Linked DNA regions of Mus musculus: region 1 is linked to region 2. Evidence: chromatin loops called from intact Hi-C (ENCODE). Cell type or tissue: heart. All regions are shown on one strand. Links, peaks and the distances in the headings refer to the core of each region. The heading gives the core; the rest is flanking DNA.

What was found. Hi-C counts contacts between places; a loop is a spot of excess contacts. Peaks named below come from ENCODE experiments on the same cell type or tissue, not always from the same donor. Only the 100,000 strongest peaks of a DNase experiment are listed, where the experiment ranks them.
Region 1: a loop joins it to region 2, with 7 times the contacts of the local background. A loop is called at or near these places in 1 of 42 quality-filtered maps.

Annotation. Positions count from the first base shown.
Region 1 is chr14:31,321,756-31,329,678 of GRCm38, reverse strand. Dnah1 (dynein, axonemal, heavy chain 1) reads left to right here and starts at 5,783. Exons shown (of 78, transcript NM_001033668.1): 1 at 5,783-5,816. In heart, for the core only: CTCF peaks have their summits at 1,801, 3,871 (motif pointing right) and 4,635 (motif pointing left); a DNase peak (open chromatin) is centred at 5,658; H3K4me3 peaks cover 934 bases; H3K27ac peaks cover 1,222 bases.
Region 2 is chr14:31,468,924-31,476,846 of GRCm38, reverse strand. It overlaps a transcript of Mettl6 not described here. Among named protein-coding and RNA genes, the nearest start is that of Mettl6, 22 kb to the left of the region's middle. In heart, for the core only: a CTCF peak has its summit at 4,186 (motif pointing right); no DNase peak of the experiment used is centred there.

The DNA of each region.
Region 1 (7,923 bases), core at 1,699-6,698, 150 kb after region 2:
AAAGTGAGCTGAGCAGGGAGAGATGCCCTCCAGGCAGTCAGGAGAGCTGACTATGAGAACACTGCTCTTTCCCTCTCCTTTCTTTCTTCCTGTTCAATGCTCCTTTCTTGATGAGGTCTTGGTATGAGGCCCTGGCTGTTCTTGAAATTCATGGCAATCCTCCTGCCTCTGCCTACCAAGTGTTGGGAATTACAGGTGTGTGCCACAGTACATGGCAATAATAATTATTTCATCCATGTATGTATCTTCTGTTTTAATAGTTTTTGCAATTTTTTGAAATAGGGTTTTGAATTCATAATCCTCTTGCTTCAATCTCCAATTGCTGAGGTCTACTTTAATAGGTGTTCAAACATAGCTTGGGATTATTCAGCAAAGATGAAATAATTCATAGAATGATAGAGTAATAAAATATTCTATCACATGGGGAAAAAGTAGCTTGTAATTTAAATGTAGCTTGTATTATAAAGGATCCAATTGGAACAATATGGTAATTGCTAGATAGAATGAGTTTTATAATATATATCCTCAATTATATAATATGTATCATTAGCATATATTAACTATACATAATAATAGGCTTCATGATAACATTTTGTGTTGGTTGTACTATCACTACAGGAAACTATGGAAAAGATCACAAGAAACTAAGACCTCAGAATAATAGCCTTCTTGAATGTAGACAAAGATGTACTCAATGTAATACTATCAAACTGAACATAGTAACATATCAAACACATATATCATGGCAGTGTGGTTGCTGTCACAAATGTGTGACTTAATATCTAAAATATTATGTTGTGTCTATCATATATATACTTTCAAATTTCCTGCTCTGTGTGCACGTGTGTGTGTGTGTGTGTGTGTGTGTGTGTGTGTTGGGGTGAAAACACTTTACCTGGGTTAAGTGGTACTACATTGTGAGTGTTATTTAGAAGTGTATTGGGACTGGAGAAATGGCTTCGTATATAAGAGCACAAGATGCTTTTCCAGAAGACCCATTTTTCATCCCAAGAACCCACATGGTAGCTCACAATCATCTCTAGCTCCAATCCAAGAGAATCCAACACCTCCCTCTGGCTTCCCTTGGTACCAGGCTCACATATGATACATAGACATACATTCTGACAAACATTTATACACAAAATAAATATTTTTTAAAGAACTTATTAGGCCAAGTCTATTAAACATGCAGCTTTCTAAATATTTATTTAAATTATAATTTCTGTAAGACATTATATAATGCTATATTAATAAATAAGGAGAATTATGGACCTGATAATCTAATAAACAAGACAATAGCAATTTACTAAATCTATTTATGATTAAGAACTAAGAAAAAAGCTGAGCAATGCCTTTAATCCCAGCACTCGGGAGGCAGAGGCAGGTAGATCTCTGTGAGTTCAAGGCCAGCCTGGTCTATAGAGAACTAGTTCCAGGACAGCTAAGTTAGCTACACAGAGAAACTCTGTCTCAAAAAATCAAAAACCAAACAACAACAAAAGAAAAAAAAAGAAAAGAAAGAAAAAGAGAGAGAGAGAGAGAGAGAGAGAGAGAGAGAGAGAGAAAGAAAGAAAGAAAGAAAGAAAGAAGGAGCCTGAGTAATTGCACCCTGCAGTGAGCAGCATTAGGTCTGCATTCTAGACTGTATCACTATAAATACACTCTTCTACTGTCACAAAGTATTTGCTGAAGCCAGGAAAATCCTTGATAAGAGCCATATAAGGGCTGTATGACCATGCAGCATTGAGTCTGGGTTTGTTTGTGCTTTGTTATCTGAGTGTGTAGTCTCTTCTGCTGTGAACACTAGGTGGTGATGTAATTCAGGTTTGTGTCCATCCCTTTGCAGACTTTAAGCCTGATGGGTGGCAGAGGGTGATGGCAACTTCCATACATGCACCTGTAAGTCACACCTCGTTCTGAAAACAACTGATAGTAAACGTTCTGCTTGCTGAGCCGGACTTTTACAAGACATTCTTTGGGCTGTCGGGTAAAGGAGTTCAGCAATACTGCAGGATATGACATCAACACTTAAATATAAAATGTGTTTCCAAACATTATCAATGAACACCTCTAAAAGTAATTTAAAGTACAAACTAGATGTGATCAAAGAGAAAGCTGGAACGGACAGGTGCCCCTGTGGTTAAGAATACTAGTGTTCTTCCAGAGGATTGGAGTTCAGCTCCCAGCACCTATGACAGGCCACACCTGTCTACAACTCCAGTTCCAGGGATCTGACACCCTCTTCTGGCCTCCACTGGAACCAGGCACACATGTGGTACACAAACATGCAGGAGACTATTAGCACACTGGGTGGAGCCTGAGCACATGAGACCTCAAAGCCCACCTCTACAGTGACACACTTCCTCCAGCAAAGCCACACCTTCTAATAGTGCTACTTCCTTTAGGCCAAGCATTCAAACACATGAGTCTGTGGGGACCATTCCTATTCAAACCAACACAACTGGGAACAAGAGACTGGTATAGCCCAAAGACCTAGGGTAGAACAAACTCATCCAGTCATTGTGAGAGAGCTGCCTCTGGCAGCTGATGGGAACAGATGCAGAGACCCACAGCCAAACATTAGGCAGAGAGAAAGCCCAGGTTGGAGGTTACCATCGGGTCCCTCCCCTTGGAAACCCATGGAAGAAGAGGAGGAGGAATTGTAGGAGCCAGAGGGGTCAAGAACACTGGGAGAGCCCATCCCACAGAATCACCTACGTAGGGTTCGTGGGGGCTCACAGAGACCGAAGTAGCAACTGTGAAGCCCGCATGCATCCGTGCTAGGTTCTTTGCATATGTTATGGTCATTGGCTTGGTGTTCTGGGAGGGGAGGGACTTCGGACAGTGAGAGATAGGGTGTCTCTGACTTTTTAGCCTGCTTTTCAGACCCTTTTCCTCCTACTGGGTTGCTTTGCTCAGCCTTGATTGAGGGTCTGTGCCTGGTCTTATTGTAGCTTGTGCCAGGTTTGGTTGCTGTTCCTTGGACGCCTGTTTGTTTGTTTGTTTGTTTGTTTTGTTTGTTTTTGTTTTCTGGCAGGGGAATGGATCTGGGGGTGAGGGCAGGCTGGAGGAGAACTGAGAGGAGCAGAGGGAGAGGAAGCTGTGGCTGAGATGCAGTGTATGAAAGAAAAAGAAATAATTTCTTTACTGGCAGAATAGATCTGTGATGGGCAACAAGATCTAGTCCCCACCCTTCAGGCCATCTTCAATCTAGAGCAGAGGTTCTCAACCTGTGGATGGAGACGCTTTGGCAAACCTCTGTCTCCAAAAAATGACATCATGATATGAATAGTGGCAAAATTACAGTTATGAAGTAGCAACAAAAATAATGTTATGGTTGGGGGTCACCACACCATGAGGAACCGTATTAAAGGGTCTCATTCCTGGGAAGGTTGAGACCCACTGATCTAAAGGAATGTTCCATGACTGCACTGGGTGAAGGAGAGGGCCTCTATGAGGCGATCCTCCTGAGAATGGACTCTTCCCAACATGGCCTGCTCATGTGTCTGAGAGCTGTGAGCCCTGTGTTATCCCCAACCCACTGAGATGCTTGGTCACGTTCTCAGACTAGTAGCCCCTCTCATCCTTGATGTCTTATCATGGGCTGATGCTGCCATGGCAACCCACTTGGTTACTGCGATTATTTGGACAATTGTTCCAAGTCTGGGACATGCCAGCCAAAACAAGGATGTCTGTGGACCCTGAGTGGGGTACACAGCCTAACCCCAGAACCATGGAGAGCCATGGTCACCTTGTCCGTCTCTAGTACCCTTTACACTCCTGCTTTTCTCAGAAACAGACACTGAGTGAGTACAGAAATGCCAAAATGTAAAGCAAATGAAGCCATGGTACAGATGCAGAAAAGGTTATACCAACATCCAGGTCTGACGGGTGAGGAGAGCTGGCCAGAAGGGGGTGCTGGAGAGATGCTGGGGGGGGGGGGGATATAAGCCAGCACAAAGGCAGACGGACCTCCGGCCCAGGCAAAGCTTACCCTTCTCTCTGCTTTTAGGTTCGTCCTAGCCTGGCCTCTCTGGTCCTTCACTGATGTTGTATAGCCCAGACTGGGACCAATTTAATTCTGTGCACTTAATGTCCAGTGCAGACCTGACAACCAGCCAGAATTATTAATACATTGATTAAAATTCATATAATGAACACCAGACCCTGCTACCTCCTTCAACATTAATATGTCTCAGTGAACTCAGTTTACCCACCTATGAAATGGTAATATTATGGGAAAGCTCTGGGCAGTTGAGAAGGGGAACTTTTCCTTTTCTTTTGGCTTGCAACCTACCTCTCCCCTTTACAGGATAGAAAGCAGAAGAAGTGGGCATCAGGAACCTTCCAATTCCCCAGTTGATAACATTTAGCCATTTTTGCTTTATCTCTTCCTTCTCTTGGTGTCTATACTTGTGTGCATATAATTTTTACTGAACCCACTCGAATGGAAACTTCAGCAGACACTTGATGTTGCTTTGAAATTTAGGCTGCATTAAGCCAAGGACATGGGGCTGAAGAGATGGCTCTGAGCTTCAGCTCTTGCTACTCTTGCAGAGGACTGGAGAAATTCAGGTTCCATCACACACATGGTGGCTCTTAACCGGCTGTAATTCCAGATCCAGGGGTTCTAGCGCCCTCTTCCGGCCTCCGCAGAATAGATACCACACGGTGCGCAAAACATACATGTACGCTATACATGTATACACTCATCATACACATAATATAAAAAGAAATAGATATTTTAAAATGACATTAAAAAAAAAACAAGGACAGGCCCCTATATACCACAATAACTACGATCACAAAAGAGGCCCGCAGATAGATCTATGCCAGTTCCTAGACAGCAAGGACAACATAGTGAGACAGGTCTGAAAAAACTGAAAACAAAATTACTCGGTTTTCAGGACCAGTCAGGGAACAACACGAACCTATGCCCAGTGTGGAGCAGATGCAGACATTAGACAGCTACTATCCGGGAGGGTGCAGCCACTGCCCAGCCACAGGAGGCAGATGCAACAGGAAGCTGGGACTGCGGGTGGGAGGGTGGCCGCTGAGCCTCCAGAGACCCAGAGCTAGTACTCTGTGGACACAGCGCTGTGACCCGTCTGTCTGCAGCTACAGTTTGAACACCAAGTTCCAACTCACAATCTCCTCACATCCTTACTGTGGGCGTTTAGTAGCTGGTTACTGTTGATGCCACGTTGTTGTTTGAGATGGGATCTCATATCCACAGCCAAGAATGACCTTGAAGTTCTGGTCTTCTTGCTTCTACCTCCCTACTGCTGGAATAACAGGTGTGCGCCACCAGACCGCAGACAGGCCAACCCTCTAACAAATGAGGAAATCTCCCGCCACAGTAGCTTTGTTTTGACATGGTTTCGGGGAGCCCAGGTCCTCAAATGTGCTATATATTCAAGGACACCTTGCCTCCACATGCTATGTGCTGAGGACTACAGGTTTGAGACACCACTCATGCCTTTAATTCACTATTTCCTTGCCCATTATTCAAAGTTGCCATGCTGCCTTTGACTCTTTTGTCTCTTACTGTTAGAGGACTCTAAAGGGGGAAGTGAGTAATGCAGTCTGAATTTGAGAATTAGACGCCCACCTACAGACCGGACCGGTGCAGCGTGATCTGCCTCTGCTTAAAGAACCAGACCTCTTGGGGGCGAGGGTGGGGTGAGCGGTCCTGGGGAAGTTGGTAGCCGGAAGCTTCTGCCCGCGGTGCCGAATGGTCCCGCCCCCTCGCAACGGACTCAGTGTCCTTCCCTAGAGACGGGAAGCACTGAAAACTTTGCTGTTTAGGGGAGCCGGTAGGTCCATGAGGAGGCGGGATGATCGGGTTGGGGAAAATTCATTAAGGTGTAGAAGTGAGTGGACACGGAGGAAGCACTCTTAAGATCACCATTCCCCCTCTCCCACATCCCCTACAGAGCCTTGTCGGGGTCGGGCTGTGGGAATAGTGTATAGGAGAAGGCACTTAAGGGCCTTGCTGTTAAGACCTAACAGCACAATGTTTGGGGCTCGGATCCTTCTATGCAGGGAGTGTGTGACTCAATGCCCCCCTTCTACCAGACACCCACCCATTCTCTCTCTTTATCTGAGTTGTTACAGAGATGGGCTTCATCCCTTCCTTTACAAACCCCATTCAATTATTTGTTGGTTCACATAGTCACTCAGCAAATGCATTGTGGGGACCTTCTGCGTTCCCCGTGGTAAGTACCCAGTTTCCAGAGAACAGTGTTACTTGAAAAGTCCTGTTCAGCAGGCAGGGAAGAACAAAGTACCATATAATTTCAGGCTGCGTTCAATGGTGCAAGAAGCTGTGGGCACAGAGCCAGTTTTCTCAGGTGACTACATCTGAAGGATGAAGGAAGCCCCAAGCTTGTAAGAGAAATGACCAACTCCTATGCTGCTTTCTGTGTAGTCTCAGCAGAGGTAGAGACTTCCAAAATCCTTTAAAGTTCACATTCGTTGCCAAATGAGAGCTTGCATTGTACCCTGAGATTTTCAAAGGGATGCAAGCGCGGGTACTTTTTGAGTCCGCAGATGGATAATTTGGAAGCCCTCCTGCTCAGGTCCTCCTTGGGCAGCTATTTTGCACACATCTCAGGGCTTCTCCATATACCTCTTTGGACCTGAGTGTCCTTGTTTGAACCGTTGAAGGTGGTAGTGATGGTGGTGGTGGTGATGATGGTGGTGATATTGATGATGGTGGTGGTGATGGTGGTGGTATTGATGTTGGTGGTGGTGATGGTGGTGGTAATGATGGTGGTGTTGATGATGATGGTGGTGGTGATGGCGGTGGTGGTAGTGCTGGTGGTGGTGGTAGTGCCTGTTATGAGGACCACACACCTCTGTGCTCCCCAACTCCCACACTCGTTCAGCCAAGTGGTTGAGCATGTGGGTGCCTCTTGTTGACTGTGAAGCATTGGCCAGGTCATAGGACCTTTTGAGGGTTTATCTTCTCGACTCTGAGAAATGAGAATAATCTCAATTTCCACATAGGTTTTAAATGGGATTGTGTTATGAAATGAGTCCACAAGCCCGACAACGCTGTTCCAAGTTCTGGACCTGCTGGGACCAAACCTGCCATCTCAGCAGCTTCTTTCCTCACATAAAGTTGGAGGGGGGGGAGTTCCCAGGGTGACCAGCAGCAGAGGCCTTGCTGTGAATCATGTCCTCTCTCGCACTAGCCACACTCATTCCCAGGCCTAGGCCCTGTCACCCATGGTAAGACGACAGAAGTTTGTCTTTACAATTCCTGCACATGCTGATCTATGTAGGTGCCCAGCGGGGTTCTGAGTCTGCAGCCCATGTTTCCACCTTCCCTCTTGGGCTGTGTTAATGAGTTCCTCCTACTACAACCTGCTCAGAGAGGGAGAGAGGAGGGGGGAGGGGGAGGGAGAGGAGTGGGAGGGAGAGAGAGAGAGACAGAGAGAGAGAGAGAGAGAGAGAGAGAGAGAGAGAGAGTTATTCCCATGTCCCAGCAAAGCAGGCCAGACATACTGAATATACTGACTGGAGAAGCCAAGACTGAAACGCTTTCCTATGGAGATGGGACCCTGAACCCCAGCTGTCTGTATGCTGGTTTGTTCAAAGATGCTATCTGTGGGTTTACAGGATGAGGAAGCTGGACCTCAGGGAGTCATCTTTTCTGTTCTGTTGTCCTGAAAGGGGCAGTGAGAGTCACACAGGTAGACTTTCTGTTCTGTTGTCCTGAAAGGGGCAGTGAGAGTCACACAGGTAGACCAGACTTGGTCTTACCTTTAGTATCTGCCCTAGGAGGCAGCTGGTCACCAGGAATGGGTGCGGGTAGTTTCCCACAGGGAGGCCTGTCAGGTCTGCCTATTTAGAGGATGGTGAGCCTTTATGCAGAGAGTCTAGGACTTCTACTAGAGACCCACCTGCCTTTGCCCC
Region 2 (7,923 bases), core at 1,660-6,659:
AAATATTAAAAGCTTAGCATAATTAAACCATTGTTTCTTGATGTCTTAATTTGGGTTACTATTACTATGATGAGACGCCAAGACCAAATGCAGGGTAGGAGGAAAGGGTTTAAGCTTCCACATCCATAGTCCATTATTGAAGGAAGTCAGGATAGGAACTCAAAACATGCCAGGAACCTGAAGGCAGGAGCTGATGCAGTACATGTAAGTGATAAGACAACTTTTAGGAGTTAGTTCTCTGCTCTCTGTTTCAGGGGGTCAACCTCAGGTTATCTTGGAAAGAACCCAAGTTCAATTCCCAGCACCCATTTGGTAGCTCACAACCATCTGCAGCTCCAGCTCCAGGAGACCCAACAGTTTCATCTGACTTTGTCTGGTACCAGGCACTGGTGGTGTACATACATATATGCAGGCAAAATTCATATTCATATACATTAATAAATCTAAAAGCAATTTTGCTATTATCAAGATGGGGTGTCACTAGAGCTACTAGCCCTGGTTAGCCTAGAATACACTCTGTAGATCAGGCTGGCCTCTGCTTGGATTGAAAGCATATACCGCCATGCCTAGCTAAGCTATTTAGTGTCTTGTTTTAGAACCCAGGCCCTCAAGTGCTAGGCACATACTCTGCATCTGAGTCAGTCAGCTGATGGTACAACCTCTCAGAGGACAGCCATGCTAGGCTCCTGTCTGCAAGCATAACATAGCATCAGTAATAGTGTCAGGGATTGGTGCCCGCCCATGGGATGGATCCTAAGTTGGGCCAGTCACTGGTTGACAATTCATTCAGTCTCTACTTCGTTTTTTGTCCCTGCATTTCTTTTAGGAACAGTTTTGGGTTGAAAAATTTGAAGGTGGGTTGGTGTCCCCATACCTCCACTGTGGGCCCTGTCTAACCAGTGGAGGTGGCCCCTTCCATATCCCCATTATCAGGCACTTTGGCTAAGGTTACCCACATTGAATCCTAGAAACCTCCCATCCCAAGTCTCTAGGACTTTCTAGAGGTTACCTCCACCCCACACACAGCAACTGCATATTTTCATTCATTCTCCTGGCCCTCTAATCATTTCTCTTAACTCCCCCCTCCATACCTAATCCTGCCCCCTTTTCCCTTCCTGCCCCCCACCATCCTACCCAGGTCCCTCTCTCCATCTGCCTCCCATGATTATTTTGTTCCCCCTTCTAAGTGGGATTGAAGCATCCTTACTTGGGCCTTCCTTCTTGTTAAGCTTCATATAGTCTTTGAGTTGTACTATGGTTGTCCATCAGTGAGTACATACCATGCATGTCCTTTTGGGTCTGGGTTGCCTCATTCAGGATATTTTCTAGTTCCATCCATTTGCCTGCAAAATTCATGATGTCCTTGTTTTTCATAGCTAAATAGTATTTCATTGTGTAAGTGAACCACATTTTCTGTGTCCATTCTTTAGCTGAAGGTTATCTGGGTTGCTTCCAGTTTCTGGCTATTATGAATAATATTACGAATATTATGAACAAGAACTTCTGGAAGAATCACCATCCCTGACCTCAAGATGTACCACAGAAAAGTCGTGGTTAAAAACTACATGGTATTGGCACAGAGACAAACAGGCTAATCAATGGAATGGAATCAAAGACGCAAGAAATAAACCCACACACCTATAGACACTTTTTCTTTGACAAAGAAGCCAAAACCATACAGTGGAAAAAAAGAAAGCATCTTCAACAAATGGTGCTGTTCCAACTACTGGTCTTCTGCATGTAGAATGCAAATTGATCCATACGTCTCACCTTGCACAAAGCTCAAGTCCAAGTGGATCAAGGACCTTAACATAAAACCAAATATAATGAATCTAATAGAAGAGAACGTGGGAAATTGCCTTGAATGCATTGGCACAGGAAAAATTTTCCTGAACAGAACTCCAATGGCTCAGGCTGTAAGATAACAATTGATAAATGGGACCTCTTGAAACTGAAAAGCTTCTGTAAGGCAAAGGACACCGTCAATAGGACAAAACAGCAGCCTACAGATTAGAGAAAGATCTTCTCTAACCCTATAGAGAGCTAACTGAAGTGGAAACTTCTGGTTTCCTTAGAAAGTTATGTCAAATGATGTTTCTCTAGAGCACATAGGTGAAAGAATATTTTGCTATAGCAAACACGTGAAAGGATGCACGTTATTCAGGAGGAATGTAGATATCTCAAAGGCAGTAGGAGCTCAAGCATTGGTTTGCTTTGCTCCACCTCGACATTCTTCGATGACTGCATGCATGTATTGGTTCACCTTACACTATGTTGTTGAAGTTCACTTGTGGGCACTTCATAGAAAGAAACTCACCAAAGAACTCATGAGGTTCCTGCAATTTCTTGCTGCCTGTTGGCAAGCCTCATGTTGTTTTCTTTTAGATTGAACTGCCCTTGCTGATTCGTGTGTGGTGCCTGCTGAGTGGACTGGTCTGCAGCTGCTGATTCATGTTTGGTGTTTGATAGTGGACTGGACTGAGAACAATGAAGGTTGAAATTGCCCCAAAGAGCTATTTCTAAAACCGGTCCACTCCCCCCATATCCTGATAACCTTTCTTTTCCACTATCACTTGGCAGGTGGTGGGCTAGAGGGGAGGTTGAACCCTTATTAAAGTAGCTGTGAAAAATATATGCCTACAGCTAATATCTACAATATATAAAGAACTCAAGAAGTTATACTCCAAAAAACCAAATATCCCAATTTTAAAAATGGGGTACAGGAGATGGAGAGATGGCTCAGCGGTTAAGAGCACTGACTCCTCTTCCAGAGGTCCTGAGTTCAATTCCCAGCAACCACATGGTAGCTCACAACTATTTGTAATGGAATCTCATACCCTCTTCTGGTGTGTCGAAGACAGCAATACCGTACAAGTAAATCTTTAAAAGAAAAGAGGGGGAGGGTGTTACAGAGCTAAACAGAATTCTCAGCAGAGGAATCTTGAATGCCAAGAAGCACTTAAAGAAATGTTCAACATCCTTAGTCATCAAGGAAATGCAAATCAAAACGACCCTGAGATTCTACCTCACACCAATCAAAATGGCTAAGATCAAAACCTCAGATGACAGCAGATGCTGGCAGGGTGGAGAAAGAGGAACACTCCTCCATTGCTGGTGGGATTGAAAACTGGTGCAACCAGTCTGGAAATCAGTCTGGTGGTTCCTCAGAAAACTGGAAATAGTTCTACCTGAAGACTCAGCTATGCCACTCCTGGGCATATACCCAAAAGGTGTTCCACAATATTACAAGATTCTTTAATTTTTTAACGAAAATAATTAGCTTATGTGTATGGTGGTTTGTCTTCATTAATGTTACACACCACATGCATGCCTGGTGCTCCAGAGGCCAGAAGAGGGCACTGGATCCCCATGGGACAGGAATTACAGATAGTTCCACCAGGTGGGGGCAGGTAGTTGATCCTGGGGTCTCTGGGAGAGCAAACAGAGCGCTGCAGAGCCCTGTCTCTAGCCCACACCCCAGATTTTTACAAAGTAAAACTAGGCTGCAAAAGTTTGGAATATTTCAATCTAGTTTAGTGGCATGTCTGACAGTGAGCAATGTTGGCTCTCAGCACACATACACCTGAACTTAACCCAGGAATAAAGTACAGTTGTCAAACAGGTGAAAGAACCTAGACCATAAAGGTTTTAGCAAGGCAGCAAGCACCTCATACTGAGCCGTCTCACAGAAGGGTCGGCTTGGATGGCATTGCCTTATACATGCAAAACAGACCCCAGAGTCGTACTGAATTCTGCCTAACACCACTTCAGAAGATGCTGTGCACACAGTACTAGTCAGAGTTGGAGGAATTATGTGTGAAATATACCTCACAATATAAATTCTCTACAAGACCCTATGTGCACATGTAACATGCTTCATACTACAGTTAAACAGGCTGCACACATGAATACTAACAAAACATAACAGGCTTTGGCTTTGACCATCCAGGAGCAAGTAGAGGACTTGCCCCATGCAATCAGCCATGTCCCAGAACCTAGAGCTGCCACCTAGGCTAGGTGAGACCATCCATATAAAATATAAACAGTATGAAACTCAGTCATATGCGAGGTATTTCTAATATATTTAGCCTTCAGCCTCCTGCCTCCCACGTGATGATTATGTCCAAATGTTCCAAACAGCTCACAAACCAGCTCCTCTTCAAGAAGGCTTAATTTTTGGAATCCTTGCAGATATCTGGGCTACCACAAGGTGGCGATAGATGCTCAATGTTCAAATTGACTTTTTTTTTTTTTTTTTTTTTTTTTTTTTTTGATCCTATGGCTAACTTGGTGCTGGTCTTGAACTCAGAGATCCTCCTGCCCCTGGGCTGGGATTAAAGCTGTGTGCTACCACGGCAGCGCATCTACTGCCTTCTTAATTATAGTACATAGTACACAGGGAACATTTTTTTGAATGTCAGCTGGCAAGAATAATTTGTGCTTCACTAGACAAAACAAAATGCAACCACTTTTTACCCATCATTCAGTCCACTTCTGTCTCCTGAGGTCAGTTTGCTTTCAACTAACGTTTTACCTTCCTAGGCAATCTCTTTTGCTGTCTGCAAGGCCTCCAGGCACACTGTAGAACATGGTGTCTGAGGGAGGCACACTGTAGAACATGGTGTCTGAGGGAGGCACACTGTAGAACATGGTGTCTGAGGGAGGCACACTGTAGAACATGGTGTCTGAGGGAGGCACACTGTAGAACATGGTGTCTGAGGGAGGCACACTGTAGAACATGGTGTCTGAGGGAGGCACACTGTAGAACATGGTGTCTGAGGGAGGCACACTGTAGAACGTGGTGTCTGAGGGAGGCACACTGTAGAACGTGGTGTCTGAGGGAGGCACACTGTAGAACGTGGTGTCTGAGGGATCTAATGAACAATCTGAAACTTTTCCATGTGATAAATATATCCTCCATAGTCCTCTTTTCTTCCCAAATGGCTCTGTGACGTGCTGTACTTGAGATTAAGGTAGAGCAAGGTCAGGGCTGTCTTGGATATAGGTCTGCCTCACGTCATCCATAGCGCTCTTTTGTGTGTTGAGTGGGGGTGGTAAAGGATACACAGGCTGGAATCATAAGAACCCGCTTCCAAGAGTTGGTTCTCTCCACCATGTGACTCTCAGGATGGAACTCAGACCCTCAGACTTGGTGGTAAGGCCTTGATGAGCTGAGCCCTCTCCTGGCCCCAGTAGCCTTTGATAGCAGCAGGTTTCCTAGTCCACAGTTGCCACAGAAGGAAGGGAAATGGGAAAGGGGGAAAGCAGAAGGCACGCTGAAAAACCATGTTTTCTGTTAGGAAGAAAGTATTCCCTACACACACACACACACACACACACACACACACACACATGTATATGTATATACACACATACATACACACACACACATATGTGTGTGTGTGTGTGTGTGTGTGTGTATTCTCTTTCTAAGGCCAAACCTTTTATTAGAAATGAAGTTAGACTGGGTAGTGGGGGGCACATGCCTTTAATCCCAGCAGTCAGGAGGCAGAGGCAGGCCTGGTCTGCAGAGTGAGTTCCAAGGCATCCAGGGCTTACACAGAGAAACCCTGTCTCGAAAACAAAACCAAATAAAGTTAGACACTTCTTCAGTTTTTAACTTTCTATCTACTCTTTTCAAATGTGTGAATTTTTTTTCTGTGATCAGTGGGTGCCATGAGGGTACAGGGCCCTGTGCAGTCACTGTAGCTGGATCACAAGGCTGGGAGAGATGGCAGTGTGGGTACAGCTGGGGGATAGGAATAGCATCATCTCTGGCTCCATGGAGTAGCATAGCAGGGGCTCAAACACAAGCACCCGGACAGGAGTGTGCTGCCTAATTTTATGTAAACTTGACACAAGCTAAGGTCACCTGAGGGGAGGAAACTTCAATTCAGCAAATGCCTCCAAGCCCAGTGTGGTGGTGCACACCTTGAATTCCAGCATTTGAGAGGCAGAGGTAGGTGGGTCTCTTGTGAGTCCAGCCTGGTCTACAGAGTGAGTTATAAGGACAGCTAGAGCCAAGCTACATAGTGAGACCCTGTCTCAAAACAAACAAAACAAATGAGAAAGGAGGGAAGGAAGGGAGGGAGGGAGGGAGGGAGGGAGGGAGGAAGGAAGGAAGGAAGGAAGGAAGGAAGAAAAAAGGGAAGGGAAAGAAAAGAAAAAAAAGGAAAGGAAAGGAAAAAAAGAGAAAAGGAAAAAGACCTCCAAAGGATCAGGGAATAGGCAGGCAAGCCTGTAGAACATTTTCTCAATTAGTGATGATGGGGAAAGGCCCCGACCATTGTGGGTGGTGCCATCCCTGGGCTAGTGGTCCTGTGCCCTATAAGAAAGCAGGCTGAGCACACCAGTATAAATAAGCCAGTAAGTAGCACCCCTCATGGCCTCTGCATCAGCTCCTGCCTTCAGGTTCCTGCCCTGTTTGAGTTCCTGTCCTGGCTTCCTTCGGTGATGAACCATTGGGACAGATGAACATGGAAATGTAGGTCAAATAAATCCTTGTTTTCGGCCATGGTCTCATCTCAGCATTAGTAATGCTGACTAAGACACAGGACAGGGTCTCTGGGTCTCCCTACGTAGCTGTCTGCCTGGAACTTGCTGTGTAGACAAAGCCAGCCTTGAACTCCCCGTGCTCTTCCTGACTCTGCCTTCCAAGTGCTGGGGATGACAGCACTATGTTGACTTCAGCAGCTATTCCATTGCATTGGTTCTCTAGGGCACTGGCTTCTCTCCTTATGGAACCCCGTTATGTCAGTGCTTGCTTGTTTAATTGTGACCCTCAGGCTCAAAGGCTGGCTTCATCCTTTTAATTTTCCCATCTCCTCTCCTCTTATATGGCTAGGTTACTTCCAAAGACCTGTCCTCAAGCTCAGAAACTCCTCCTCCTTGTTTTGTTTGGGCAGGGTTCTGCTGCATAGACTTAGATGGCGCTAGAGTCACTGTGTAGCCCAGGCTGGTATGGAAATTGCAGTGATCCTCTTGCTCTGCCTCCTGAGGGCTGGGATTACATGTGTGTGCTATGCCCAGCTGTCAGTGTTGTTCTTTATTATTTTCATCGGGTTATATTCTTTGCACGTGGTACTGTGTTATACAAGGTCATTTTCACACAAGTATATACATGATTTATATATCTGTGCAGAACTCTCAAATCTCTATCAGAGGAGAGTGGCTTAGTTTACTTAGTTATCTCCAGTTGAATACACTTTCTTGCAAAGAACACAACTTCATTTTTCTTTATAGCTAAAATTGATGTGTGTATACACCACACTTTCTGTATCTGTTCCTTTATTAATGGCACTGTGGTTGGTTCCATAACTTTCACCTGTGCACAGTGCTGCAGTACACAGTGATGAACGTGTCTGTCTGTGATACGTCATTGACTTCAGTCCTTTGGGTAAATACACAGAAGTGCTAGGACTGGGTGTAGTGGCTATTTTGGAATTTTGGTTTCTCTAAAAGACATAAAATAATTATAATATGTTTTCATTTTAATCCCAGGTGTGGGATATGAGGCTGCTTCAGACTGTCCACAGCAGCTGACTATGATTTGCCTCGTGCTCTAGCAGAGGTGTGATTTTGCTCCCCGCAGATAGTTTCTGCAATTGCATGATGTTTGAAATTCTGGGGACTTTTCAGAGACTATGAGGGTGCTAGGGCCCCAAATGGCATGGTGGGTTGTTGGTTGGTTGTTGGTTGGTTGTTGGTTATGGTGGGTTGTTGGTTGTGGTTGGTTGTTGGTTGTGGTTGGTTGTTGGTTGTTGGTGGGTTGTTGGTTGTGGTTGGTCGTGGTTTAAGTAGTCATGCACAAAGAAGAAAGCACAAGAAGCTACAAGAAGAAATTAGATGTCCTGACTGTGAAAATCAAGTTTGCCCCAAGGAACCCGATGCCCCTAACAAGCAGGAAGTAGTCTAATGATAATG